Linked DNA regions of Homo sapiens: region 2 is linked to region 1. Evidence: chromatin contacts called from ENCODE Hi-C or POLR2A ChIA-PET data. All regions are on one chromosome and are shown on one strand. Each heading gives the region's core, a stretch centred on a gene start or an enhancer-like site at or near the end of the contact. The rest is flanking DNA. Distances are from core to core; before and after follow the strand shown. Region 1 holds the start of PLPP4 (phospholipid phosphatase 4). Region 2 has its middle 34 kb from the start of PLPP4.

Region 1 (6,248 bases), core at 2,720-5,219:
TGCCATGATCAAATCCCATCTTTTAGGAAGTGTGAACCACTGCTGCCATCCCTCCACCTTTGAGGTGTCATCCTAGCATGAGATTTTAGAGCTACAGTGACAGCTTCCCACACATCACTCCAGGCAATGTGTACTTGCTCTTCTGGAGATAAGGAGTCATGGAAGGAATTGCTCACAGGATGTGGTCAGTTTAGCACCAGTCTGGAAGCCTGGGGCTGGATGTCTTCTGTCTCAGAGGCTGACCACTCAGGGACATGGGGTCAGCTGCCTGTTTGAATCAGGGTTATACCTCCTGCTAGCTGAGTGACTTCAGGCAACTTACTCAACCTTTCTAAACCTTGGTTTCTTTGTTTGTAAAGTGGGAATAATGAACAGAATCCAGTGAGATGAGGCTTAAAAGAGAAATCACATGGAATACCTTTTGCATGAAGTTAGCCCTGGACTGACCAAAACTGGCTGCTATTTTTTATGAAGCAAAGTGATTGAGAGTCCAGACCTTGCAGATGGAGCATCTAGATTTAGATCTCAGAGCTGCCCTTGTTAGCCCTGTTACTTGGGAAGTTCCTTAATTTTACTGTGCTTCAGTTTCTTCATCTATGACAAAGAAATATCAATATACCCCCTTCATCAGGCTAAATGGCATACGGGATAGTCTTCATTGGTGCCTGACACACAGTAAGATCTCAGTAAATGATTGCTATTGTACTGGTGATAGTGGTCAAAGTGAGTAGCATGCTTCTAGTAGTGCACCATTGGTCTGCTGGGTGTTAACCAGCCATCTCATTTCTACACTATGTGCTTGCTGAGTAAGGTCTGTTGCTAGCCTTGGCATTTGCAGAAATACTCAAAAGAATCTCTCCTGGAGTCTTGGGTAGCAGCAGGACAGAAGAAGCCCAAAAGTGCTTCTCCTTCCTGCTCTGCCCACAATCCATGAGTAAGAGCAATAGGACCTCAAGGCCTACACACTTCATGGTACTAAACACAGCCTCAAAGCTTCACATTTTACTTTTATTTTTCCTAAACACTGGGTTCCTGTAACCAATTTATCTTCTGTTATGTTAAACTTTATATGCCAGCCTTGATTTGCATTACTCTACTAATTTCCTTCCCAGCGATTTGAAGTCCTTAGGCAGGACTGAGCATCTACGGGTTGGTTGCGGGAGCGGGGGTGCCTGGAGAGCAACCTCTCAGAATTCTGAATGCACAAAACCTCAGCACTGTGCCTAGTCTAGAAACAGAAAAAGGGATCTTTAAGAGTCAGTAAGGAAAAGCTTGCATCCCTACTACCCGTGGGCCCAAAATGCATTTTCTTAGCTCTCACTTGGAATCTTTGAGGAGCATATGGGCTACGGGTAACAGGATCCCTGCTCTCATGCAGAGCAAATGTAGTCAGAGAACAGGCACATCTACAGGTGATGTTTCTCCGGGGGCATAAGTTTGCAAAGAAGCAAGATACCCCCTCTCCCCGCAGATAATTCTTTCATCCTGAGCAATAGGGTAGAAATACCAAGCAAAACTAGCTGCTGAGCTACACTGGCTGAAGCAGGGAAATCGGATTCAGCCTGCCCAGGGGCACTTTCTAAACCCCTGTGCTGCTAAGACCACCATCTTCGTGAGCAGAGGTAGGTACAACCCAATATTGCCATCATTTCCAGTACTGGCAAAAGGAAGAATTAAACTTCCCCCAAAAGTCAGCCTCTGTCAAGGTGCCAGACGCTTATCTGAGAAAACAAAGGGTCATCTGTTTCTGCATGCTCCCAGCCGTCCTCCCAGAAGTCGGTACATGCCTGATACTAACAGCATCTGAACATCCAAGATCTGCCCCCTAGGGAGGCTCGCATCAATACCAAAGCTGGTTTTTGCAGGTAAAAGAGCCACAAGTTGGACACACTGTTAACAACTTGATAAGAAACCTGGGAGTCATCCAAAAATGCTATCAATGTCCATGTGTGACAACAGATCCCCTATTAAGTAACACAAGAGGGAACTTCAGAGAACAGAACATAAACTGCCTGTCCAGCTTTTACATGACACCCTTAGAAAAAGCAAGACGCGCATAAGCAATAATTACCAAGTTTTCAAATTTACTGCATAGACCATTGTATATCTGTAAACATCTCATAAATATTTGGGGGGGATATTGGAAGGGACACCTGAAAACTATAAATATTTTTACATATTGTTGGACCCTTTTTTATCTGAGCACCCCCAGCAGCAGTCAAACCAGATAGTGAGATAGTGTAAGAGCCTATCTCACTTTATCTCAGCATTCTTCCTACATTCACCCAACAAATGTTAAATTCTACTGTGCACTGAAAACTAGTTTATCATTTCTATCACATAATAATTTAATGAGGTTTTAGCCCATCTGCCAATTAGAAACTGTCCCCATCTGATCACACAGCAATCATTAGTTTTAACGTACATTCCAAAGGTAGAAAATAGAGTAGGAGAAGGGAAGAGTGTTTTGTTTTTCCAAATGCATCAAAATCCAACTGAAGTTCTCGTTCCTTCTTCCCAGTGAATAACACCAGTGTTCGGGCAGAAGGCGGGAGAGGGGGGCTTGCTTGCATCTGGGGGAGCTCATGGCCTTTTCTGATGGTGTGAATAAATACTCTGGATGAATTTAATCCCTGCTAAAGAAAAACATGCAAGAAAGGGCATTTCTTTCCATGTGTATCCCCTGGGCTGCCCAGAACAGAAGTCATCTTTGACACAGCACACCTGCCATGGATGACTCCAGATTGAGGCAGAAATTCAAAGAGGGCCTCCTGTTTGGCTCGGGAGGGCTTTTCCAGAAACGAAAACAAAAACAAACAAATAAATAAATGCATGGCAAATCCAAAAAGTTCATGTAACTTTAATACTTAGAATGTGGCAGAAAACATCCATGGGCAGAGAGGGGGAGAGAATTTGGCTCACTGATGGAGGGACCAGTGCAGGTGTGGGTGCCTAGGTGACAGCAGCTCACGGGAGGCTGCGGGGTGGCTCTGAGCTGGTGTTCTGGGCTCAGGTCTGAAAGAGAGATGTGACAGCTCCCTGCAGCTTGGGCCCTGGAAGTCAATGAGCGGTGGGTCCCTGGGCGCACGGAGGAGGCTCAGGCATCTCTGAAAGAACCTGCGCCACCACCCCTTCTTCTTTTCGGGATCGCTGTTCTCAGTGCCAGCCGCTCAAAGCCACCCTGGGCATTTCACGGCTACCCCTGGAGGGCCTCCGCCCCCAAAGCGGACATCGACCGGGCACAGAGCTCCAGGGTGTGTGTATCCCACCCCGGCCTGCAGCCCCTTGACTTCTCAAGCCTCCACAGCAACAGTTTCTCAGTAGGAGAAGCGCCGCAAACGCCCGCTGGGAAAACGCTCGCCAGGACCGCGGGCGCTAAAGCCAGGGACACGGAAGGAGTCTGGCCCTGGGCACAGCGGGGAGGAATCGGAGACGGGGCCAGGGGTAAAGACTTCCAACGTGGGCCTCAAAGATCACACAGAAGGAGAAACTTCCCGAGGGCACGGGCCAGGGTGCGCGTCCCTGTTTAGAGGTGCAGCCCTGGATCCCCCGGGCAGGTGGTGCGGGGCTGGCGACAGGCGCGGGCCCGGTGAGACCCGGGAGCAGGTCTCAGCCTCGGCGCGCGGTGGTCGCTCCGCGCCTAGGGTCCCAGGAAGGAGAGAGGAAGGGTCTCTCTTGGTCCCGTAGGACACGTTGCGGGCACTTGGCGGGGAAGGGACCTCGAACCCAGGCCCCAGTGGGAAGCGGCTGCGCAAACTAAGTTAGGGCACAGAGAGGCTTGGTCGGTTGTTCCCCCGCGTCAGTGCGCCCTGCCCGCGGTGCGCCACTACTTACACGAAGACTCCGAAGAGCAGGGCTCGCACCCCGATCTCAATGGCCAGCTCCCGCATGGTGCGGCCGGAGCAGCTCCCGCGGCGTCAGCTGGTGCTCTCCGCGGCTCCCGCAGCTCGGCCGGCGCCGGCTCGCCAGACCCTGGGAGGCGAGGGAGGCGCGCTCCAGGCCGCGGGCGGGGGCGGAGGCGGGCGCCGGGCGGGGGCAGGCGCCGGGGAGGGCTCAGCCTAAACCTCGCGCCTCGGGCTCCGGGGCTCCGGGAAGCCGCGCCGGCCGCTGGCGATACTGCGGACCCCGCCTCCTAGTGCGGAGCCGGGGCCGCCTCAGGGACTCCCGGATCCCTCTCCCCAGGAGCCGCCTCCGCCTCCTGGGCCCGCGCCGGGCACCCGCGGACCGGGGAGGGGAAGCCCGGGGAAGCCCCACCGCCGCCGCCGCCTCCCTGCGCGCTCCCCGCCTCCCCCGCCAGTGGGCGGCCCCTGGGCTCCGCGCCAGGGCAGCGCGCTCGCTGGGGCTCTGCCCGCGGCCCCTCTGCAGCTCCTGGTCCTGCCTCCGACTCCCGCTGTCCGGGCTCTCGCTCCCTGGCACACGCACGCACGTGGGCATGTAGTGGACGATCGCTCTGGGGATTCTCCAGGGCTCAGGGCAGCCCTGGCCAACCTTGCTCCCGTGTTCGGCCCTCCCTACACCGTTCGAACCTGAAATTCTTTCTTTTTTCTAGGAAGTTCCCCAGAGATCACTCGCGGGCTTCGCTTTGCTCTCAGGAGATGCCAGCCAGGGTCCAGGGCTCCGGCACAGAGAGAGGGCAAAGGCAAGCCTGGCTCCCCGCCATGCCACCAGCGCCAGGTGGCCCCTGGGGACCGAATCCTCTCTCCCCCACCACCTGTCCTCCGCCCCCAGCAGCTTGGGGCTGCTGAACTGTGGAATATGAAAAAGCTCCTGCCACCGTCCCTGGCCTGGCCGGTGTGTGGGAAGTCAGGGTCGCTCGTCGCTGACACAGCATTCAACCAGCCGTCAGCCAGGCAGCAGGTAGAACCCAGAGCCTCATCCTCAGGTTAAGAGCCAAAAGCCCAACCCTCGCAGCCTAGGGGTCACGACCTCCAGCTGGAGCCCAGCAGGAGCTTGGATTTGCTTTTCCCAAACCGGTCAGAATTTTATTTACTTTTCTTAGAATTTTGACTTCTTGGCTTCACTAATTTAAACCAAGCAGACATTTAAAATGCAAAACACACAGTGATTATAACCATTAGGTTGTTCCTGGGGAGCCCAGGCCTCTCTTGGATTTTAGGAGAGACCCAGCCAAAATTGTGTGAGCAGAGGACACGGATTAGAAGGTGGTTCCTGGGACTAAGGAGCTATGGCTCAGTCCTGGATAAAAGGGGGAGCAGGTAGAAAGAACTTAGGAGGAAGCCCTTGGCATCAGCAAAGGGCAAACAGACCCTACCTCCAAAGGAAACACGTGCAGATCAGAGATACCTGAGCCCAGATATCTCAGGGTCTAGAGAGAGAGAGGCAGAGGGAGTAGGAACAACCCAGGCTCTGTGTGGGAGGGACTCCAGCCCTGAGGCACCACAGGCAGGAGCTGTATCTGCATTCCTCATCACTCTATGCCCAGTGCCCGGCACACTGTGGATACCTGGTTGGTACTTAGTAAATGAATAAATATTTATTCATACATATATATATATATATATGGCTATATATATGATATATTCATTCATATATATTATATATGGCTATATATATGATATATATATACACGTATATATCATCAGGCACATGGGGTGTCAGGTGCAGGTAAGGTAGGAAGGTCTTGGAGGGAGGAGGTATGCTTCTGTCTCCTCTGTATCTTGGGCCCAGCAACTACCTTGGACATAACAACTCCCACGGATTGGCAAAGTGCTGTAGGAGAGCCCATAGGCAGCCTAGTGAACACTGATGATCTCGGTCTGAGATTGTCAGGTGGCCATATTCCAGCAGGGCATTCTGACAATAGCCCCTGACATTGGGGCACCACTTACCTATAAGCATCTGCTGAGTTTGAGTACAGCCTGTGCAAAGTTGTGTGCTGGGTGAGACGATTCATAATCTGTCTCTGCCTTCAAGAAGATGGGGAGCTGATAGACCACAAGGAGACATCAGGGAAGTATGCAAAGCAGTATTAATAAGTCACAAACACATGCTTCAGAAATCTGGATCGCTCAGAGGTCAGAAGTTGGAACCACATCATCAGTCTGAGATAGCCTGAGGACACAGCCTCACGGAAAGGAGCTGGCTTTTGGACCAGGCGCGATGGCTCATGTCTGTAATCCCAGCACTTTGGGAGCCCGAGGCAGGAGGATCATGAGGTCAAGAGATCGACACCATCCTGGCCAACAGGGTGAAACCCCATCTCTACTCAAGATACAAAAATTAGCTGG
Region 2 (6,248 bases), core at 2,510-5,009, 35 kb after region 1:
ATCCCTAGAATGCAGAAATGGTCCTTTCACTAGGTATTTCCAGCCAGATTCTTCTCAACTAAGGAAAGATAGGAAGAGAAAGAGTTGGGGAGGGAAACGGGGTGGCAAGGAGAACAGGCAGGATAGGGGCAGGGAAGAGTAAGAAGGGTGGACCACTCCTAGGCAGATCTCAGCTCTTCTTCCACCCCACCCCCTCTCCAAGGCCCCTCACCTCTTGCAGCCCCCATGCCCTGCCTTTAAAATGTGTAACTCTCGTTTCCTTAATGTTCCCCCATGCAGGCTGGAGTTTTGTAATCCAAGCTTTACTAAAACCAAAGGAGAGGAAAAAGAAAAAAGAAAAAGAAGCCTGAAGAAATAAAAGAAACAAACAAAATCCAGAAAACAAGTGGTGCACTCTGAGGACTGGGGTTTGATCCTACAATAGTAGCACAACAAGGACCTGCTAATTGATTTTCTCCATTAAAATGTAATCAGAGGGCTATCCAAATAGAAATGCCATCATCCCAGGGGAGCCCAAGTTGATAGGCAGATTTTTTTCTCTCTCTCACCTGAAATTCTACCCCCAGATCACATATCTTTAATCTTACTCCTACTTGCTCCTTTGGGCTAAGTCAACCAAAGGCAGGTAAGATCAGGACACCTGGCACAGAGGTGACTTGAGAAGATGTGAAAGATGAGAAAGAGTCCATCTGATAGAAGATGAGACAAAAATGAACAACAACTGAGTACCTAATATGTGCCAGGAATCTTAATTAATCCACATAACAAGTCAACAAGGCATTAATAAAAATAGCTATTGTTATTGAGTACTCACTATGTGTCAAGCATTGTCCTCAGCACTTCACGTAGCTTCATGAATTTAACCCTTATCACGACTTCATGAACTACATATTATTATGATGCCCCTTTTTCAGATGAGGAATTTGAGGCATGAAGAAATTAAGAATCGGGTCCTAAGTCATACAGAAGCAAACAGCAGAGCCTGGAGTTGAACCCAGGCACTCTGACTTGAAAATCCACCCTTTTAAGCAATGTCCTTGTAGGAAGAAAGACCAACAATACTACAAAGGTACAGAGGCCTGAGGATGAACAGATATCCAGAAAGAGTCAGGAATTAGTCAGGAAAGTTCCTCAAATGTTGAGAAAATGTTATGGTTTCAGGTTCAGGAGATTGTTTGCATGAGATAAAGAGGATGGAGCTGCCCTGAGGCTTGAGGCAGGTGCAGAAAAAGAAAACTCAATTACAAAGGGGGAAAAAAAATTGAGACCTGAAGAAGATGAGCTGCTATAGCAAGAGCTACATCAGGAGTCTTGGTTGTAAGGAAGAGAAGCCAGATCTAACTACCTTAAGTAGACAAGCAGTTTTTTGGATGGATTTCTATCAGTGATAGAAAAGAAAAAGAACCAGACTTAAAAAGCAAAAGCAGGCAAGAACAAGTGAGATCAAAGCAGCAGAAATTGCATCATGGTCACACCCAAAAAACAGTTCAGTTAGGACACTATCCCTGTGCACTTAACTGTGACCTGTCCCTGATTCTGCTACCATGGCTTTGAGTGACTGCTCAGTATACCCTCATTGGTATGCCACACCCCCAGGTGGGGCATCAGATTGAGCCAGGGTCCATGTCCCATTGAGCTTCTAGAATCTCTGGCAGAATCCTTTCTGCCATCAAGAGTCACACAACACAAGATTAATTATCCTATCCCTTCTCCTCCAGAACCCACAGCATCCATGGCAGCTTGAACAAAGATGCTCCTGTGCAAGTTTAGCTGAGATCCTGATGACCAGCTAGCCTGCATGCCATAGTACACAAACAGCTAGAAAGGTGTCCAAGAGAGAAGGGAACCAACATGCCTTCCGTCTCATTAGATATTTTAGCTTTAAAGACTTTTTCCTTGGGAGTTGTCATCAGCCTTGTGACAAATTCTCCTTCACTCAGAAAGACTCCAAAACCTTGAGGTCCAATGTCATCCAGATGACAAGGTTCTTATTATAAGTGATAGATGAGCAGTGGTCGACAAGGATGACCAAATGCTCCTGGAGTCAGCAGGCTGCAAACACCTCTGCCTCGTGACCCCTGTGAGCACATTGCTCTTTGAGTGACACGCGGAGGAACTGTAATAGGGGAAGGTGCTGGAGAGTAGGGGAAATTCATGCCTGTCTGCTGATCTCATATCCACAGAAGAAGTCCCCGAGACTGTAATACTTTCTTTTTCATCTGAGCGAGGGTTGGACCTGCATCCAAATTTCCTTGTCTACACTTGTGATGACCTGAAGATCACGGTGTAAACACTATGGCAGTGATCCACTTTGCCAAGCTCCCAAAGCTCTCCTATGTTGCAGGTTCATCTTTTTGCTTATTTCCAATTTGTCACTGGAAGGTCAGACAATGAGTCACTAAGCAGGATGCTATGAACATACTGAGTGCTTAAAGAATCTGGCAGCTGAAACCAAGGCAGAATGTGCACATTACGGAGAGAGCACAATTAGCACTGTGACTAAGAACCAAGCGGCTGACCAAGGGTGACAACAAAGGGAAACTTTTAATGATGAGATTTAATTTCCAAGGAAAAACCTCTAGAAAATTATAAACGCAGTAATTTGATTTAATCATCTGCATTTGAATAGCTCTGCATGAGCAACACATTTAAACATTTATAAAATTAAGATGCTAAAATTAATGTTGAGCTATTATAGAAGTGCTCATAATTGTCCAATGATCGTGCATAATTAAATAGCAATCTCCAACATTGCAGGATGGGGCCCCATTCAATGAAACTGTCAAGAGCCAACCTGGAAGATTTATTGGATGCAAAGTCTATGAGCCGTGAGCCCTCTTGTGGCCACAAAGCACAGTGCAGTCTAGGCCCTCCCTCTACCCTTGAGTCCTGGAGGAGTTTAGGGGGCCAAGAATCTAAGCATGAGGACAGGACCCCTGATTCTAAGAAAACTTCTGGGCAGTAAGCACACCCTCTCCTTCTGGATGCCAACAGAGATGCCAGGACAGAGCCCAAACCTTTCCAAGCCTCCAAGGAGGTGTTATCCAAGAACAACTCCTCCCATTTATATAGCTTCAAGTTGCTTTGATGTACAGTAGCCTTTGATCTGTAAGAAAAGCACTGTTGTCCCCATCTAAAGATGTTGAAACTGAGGCTCCAGAGGATGATGTGGCTTGCCCAAGGTCTTTCGTCCTTCAGTCTGATTTTAAATGCTGCCTCCCAAAAGAGGCCTTCCCTGACCATCCTGTATAAAGTTATGCCAGCACCCACCCACCCACACTAGGTCCTGTCAAGCACTAGAACCTCTTTATCCTATTCACTTGCTGACCACATGTTAGCTACATGTCTCCCACACTAGAATAGAAACTCTAGTGGGTCCAGATCTGTCTCACTCACACATGTGCCCCTGACCAAAACACTCAGGTATTAGCTGGGTGTGAGTGCCTAGACACCCTGCTTGGGTTGACCACAGGCCCCTCACACTCTGTGTCCAAAGCTCAACTCTTGAGCTGTCTTGTCCCACAGACACATTCCTCCTCCTGTCATTCATCATCTCAGTTTGGAGGCACCATTTCCTACCTAGTCGCATAAGCCAGAAATCAGAGTGTCTCTTGACTCCTCGGCATTTGAAGAGCCGGCCCCACATCTCCCATCCATAAGTAGCAGACACTGCCTTCTGCAAATCCTACATTCCAGTCGCTTGACTGTGCCCACCGCTCTCCATTTCCAGCCACGCTTTCTTTACAGAGGTCATGATCATGACTCATTTGCATTACGGCAAAAGCCTGCTGGCTGTCCTCCCCAGTTCCAGGCTATAGCCAGAGGGTACTTCCAGAAAGACAAAGCTCCCTTCCCTCTGTCACTTGGAACCCTCTAGGAGCTCCTAAAAGCTCCCTAGTGCTTTTAGGAGAAAGTCCAAAATAGCAAGCATGCCCAACATGGCCTGCATGATCCGGCCCCTGCTGCTCCTCCACCCTCCCCTCCTACACCCCATTCTACACTAACCCCTTTCATGGACATCATCTTACTGAATTCTCACAATAACCGTGCAAGGGAGACATTACCATTCCCATTTTATAAAATGAAGCAAGTTTGGAGAGGCAAAAGTAACTTGCCTGGGGTCCTGAAGCCTCCTGGTTTAAAACCCATTGCTTTTTGTACCTCCATCTGCTGTTCCCTACTGTCATCCTTGGCATTGGTAATGTTTGTTGAGCACCTCCTGTGTATAAGACACCATGCAAGACAGACTCTAGGACACCTTTTCTCTCCCTCCATCAGAAATGCACTAAGCAAGTTATAAAAAGCATTCTTGTTCACACACAGTTAGCAAGATACTAACTGGAGACCATCTGACTCCAGCGCCTTATATTCCAACATCTAGAACTGTGGCCCATCACAGGTACTCAATAAATAATTGTGAAGTGAATGATTGTCCATGCCCCTTCCTCCACTCCCTACCACCTTTTGGGAAGAACACTTGTCTGTAGTGTTATTAGAGCAGTCCATCTTATAAAAGGTAATGCCTAAGAAAACATGAGCCTCACTGATATTCGTCTCTGCTTCTTCAGGGTCCTATGAGTCTAGAAAACTTTTTTGTTTCGCCCCTCCATGAAGATGATAATTCTACCATCATACACGCCTCCCATTCCATTGACACATCCTATGGTGATGCTGATAAATAGCTGTTGTAAAGATGCTGGAAGACACCAGCCACACGTGGACTGTGTCCTGAAATTGCAATATGTCAGGGGCTTCAGATATGACCTGTATTGAGGTTAGAGTATAGACCCAAGTTCTTGCAAAGCCCTACTAAGGCAATGGCTGCAGGGAGGCAGAGGCAGTCCCAAGTCAGAAACGTGTTCCAGGCAACTGCTGATGACACGAGAGTTGTCCATTTACACTAGTTGCCATGGCAACCTTACCATCAAATTTGGAAAGTCTCATGAACAAGACAACCCTAGTGTTAGAGATTTCATGAGAAACACAGACAGATCCAGCCCCAGGGGATGGGTTTTCTTTTGAGGACTTCTCCATAAAGCCAGCCACAGGGTAGAAAGACTGTAAAGGCTGATAAGTGTGAACAGGAAAGCAATGAAAGCCTCTTGAATTTTCAGCCCACTAACTCAGGCTTTGTAAATATCAAAAACAGGTTGTTTTTTAATCTTTGCCCTGGCATGCAATTGTTTCAAAAACTATTTTTTGAATACACTAATGAAGAAAGGAATATATTTTTATAAAATTGGATTTTCTTATAAACTGAAACATAGAAATATATATATTATATAATTTTTCCATAAAACTACCTAGAAAACTAAAGTGGCTCTGAAGATTGGTTGTTCCAATGCACTGTAATTTGTGATTAGAACATCAACATTGACTAGTAGGAAAAACCAGGGATGTTAACCTAGGATCTTATGCTACTAGTAAGCTATTTGTCTCCTTTGAGGCTGGACATGATAATAAATAATATAGTACATGGTTGAAAACAGTTTGGAAAAGCTAAAATGCTAATCCAATATTAATAATGTTTGTTTAATCTCATCTCACCAGCCTTGGGGACTTGTTTCTGCTCACTTGGACCTTACTTCCTTTTTTCTGTGGGTATTAAATATTCCTATTCTGTTGTCTTTGGCCATCACATGGAACCTGAGGTCAGGCTGTGAGGACGTTGTGAAGTGAGTGTGTTTATGGGCACATGGCCACTTATCTTCGTGCACGGGTGGACACATAACATTGAGTGGAAACCTCTGGCCATCCTGACGTGACAAGCAAAAGCCTGGTGATTGGACTCTGACTCTTCTAAGCTTGGTTCAGGGCAAATGATTTCACTAAATTTGGTGGTTGGAATGTCCATTGTCACCTTTTCTGGGCACATGGTCCATAAGGATCCCTTCTTTTATTGGATGACAGCCCTGCCCTGCCCTGCCCACCGCTGTCCCACCCCATTCCATAACCATGACCAAGGCAGCCTCCAGCATGCATGTTGTAGGCTTCAGCTCTTGGGCTACATGAGGATCCTGTTTTGCTTTTGTTGAGACTTAATATATAAACCCCAACATAATTTGAGAAGAAAAAGAAAACACATTTTTATGAAATCTAGTACACAGCAATACCTGTGGTTCTTCACAAAGCTGCGCTTTATTATTTAAAATGCATAACTAGGACAGGCACAGTTGCTCACCCCTGTAATCCCAGCACTTTGGGAGGCCTAGATGGGCAGATCACTTGAGGTCAGGAGTTCAAGACCA

The links. Hi-C counts contacts between places; a loop is a spot of excess contacts on that map. ChIA-PET counts read pairs that join two places held with the same protein, here RNA polymerase II (POLR2A). Pooled maps may share reads with other maps.
Region 2: a map of PC-3 shows a loop between it and region 1 (22-fold over the local background). The contact joins the enhancer-like site here to the promoter of PLPP4 in region 1. A Hi-C loop is called at or near these places in 2 of 168 maps with a recorded cell type or tissue (PC-3 and endothelial cell of umbilical vein) and 1 of 50 pooled maps. POLR2A ChIA-PET finds 5 or more read pairs at or near these places in 1 of 52 experiments (AG04449).

What each region holds. Positions count from the first base shown.
Region 1 is chr10:120,454,948-120,461,195 of GRCh38, reverse strand. PLPP4 (phospholipid phosphatase 4) reads right to left here and starts at 3,969. Exons shown (of 7, transcript NM_001030059.3): 1 at 3,835-3,969. The coding sequence starts at 3,890.
Region 2 is chr10:120,420,127-120,426,374 of GRCh38, reverse strand. No RefSeq gene overlaps it. Among named protein-coding and RNA genes, the nearest start is that of PLPP4, 34 kb to the left of the region's middle. Within about 2 kb of position 3,759, at least 2 of the 41 ENCODE cell types and tissues checked have a DNase peak (open chromatin) inside an H3K27ac peak, as active enhancers do; they include PC-3 and endothelial cell of umbilical vein, where a contact is called at or near this core.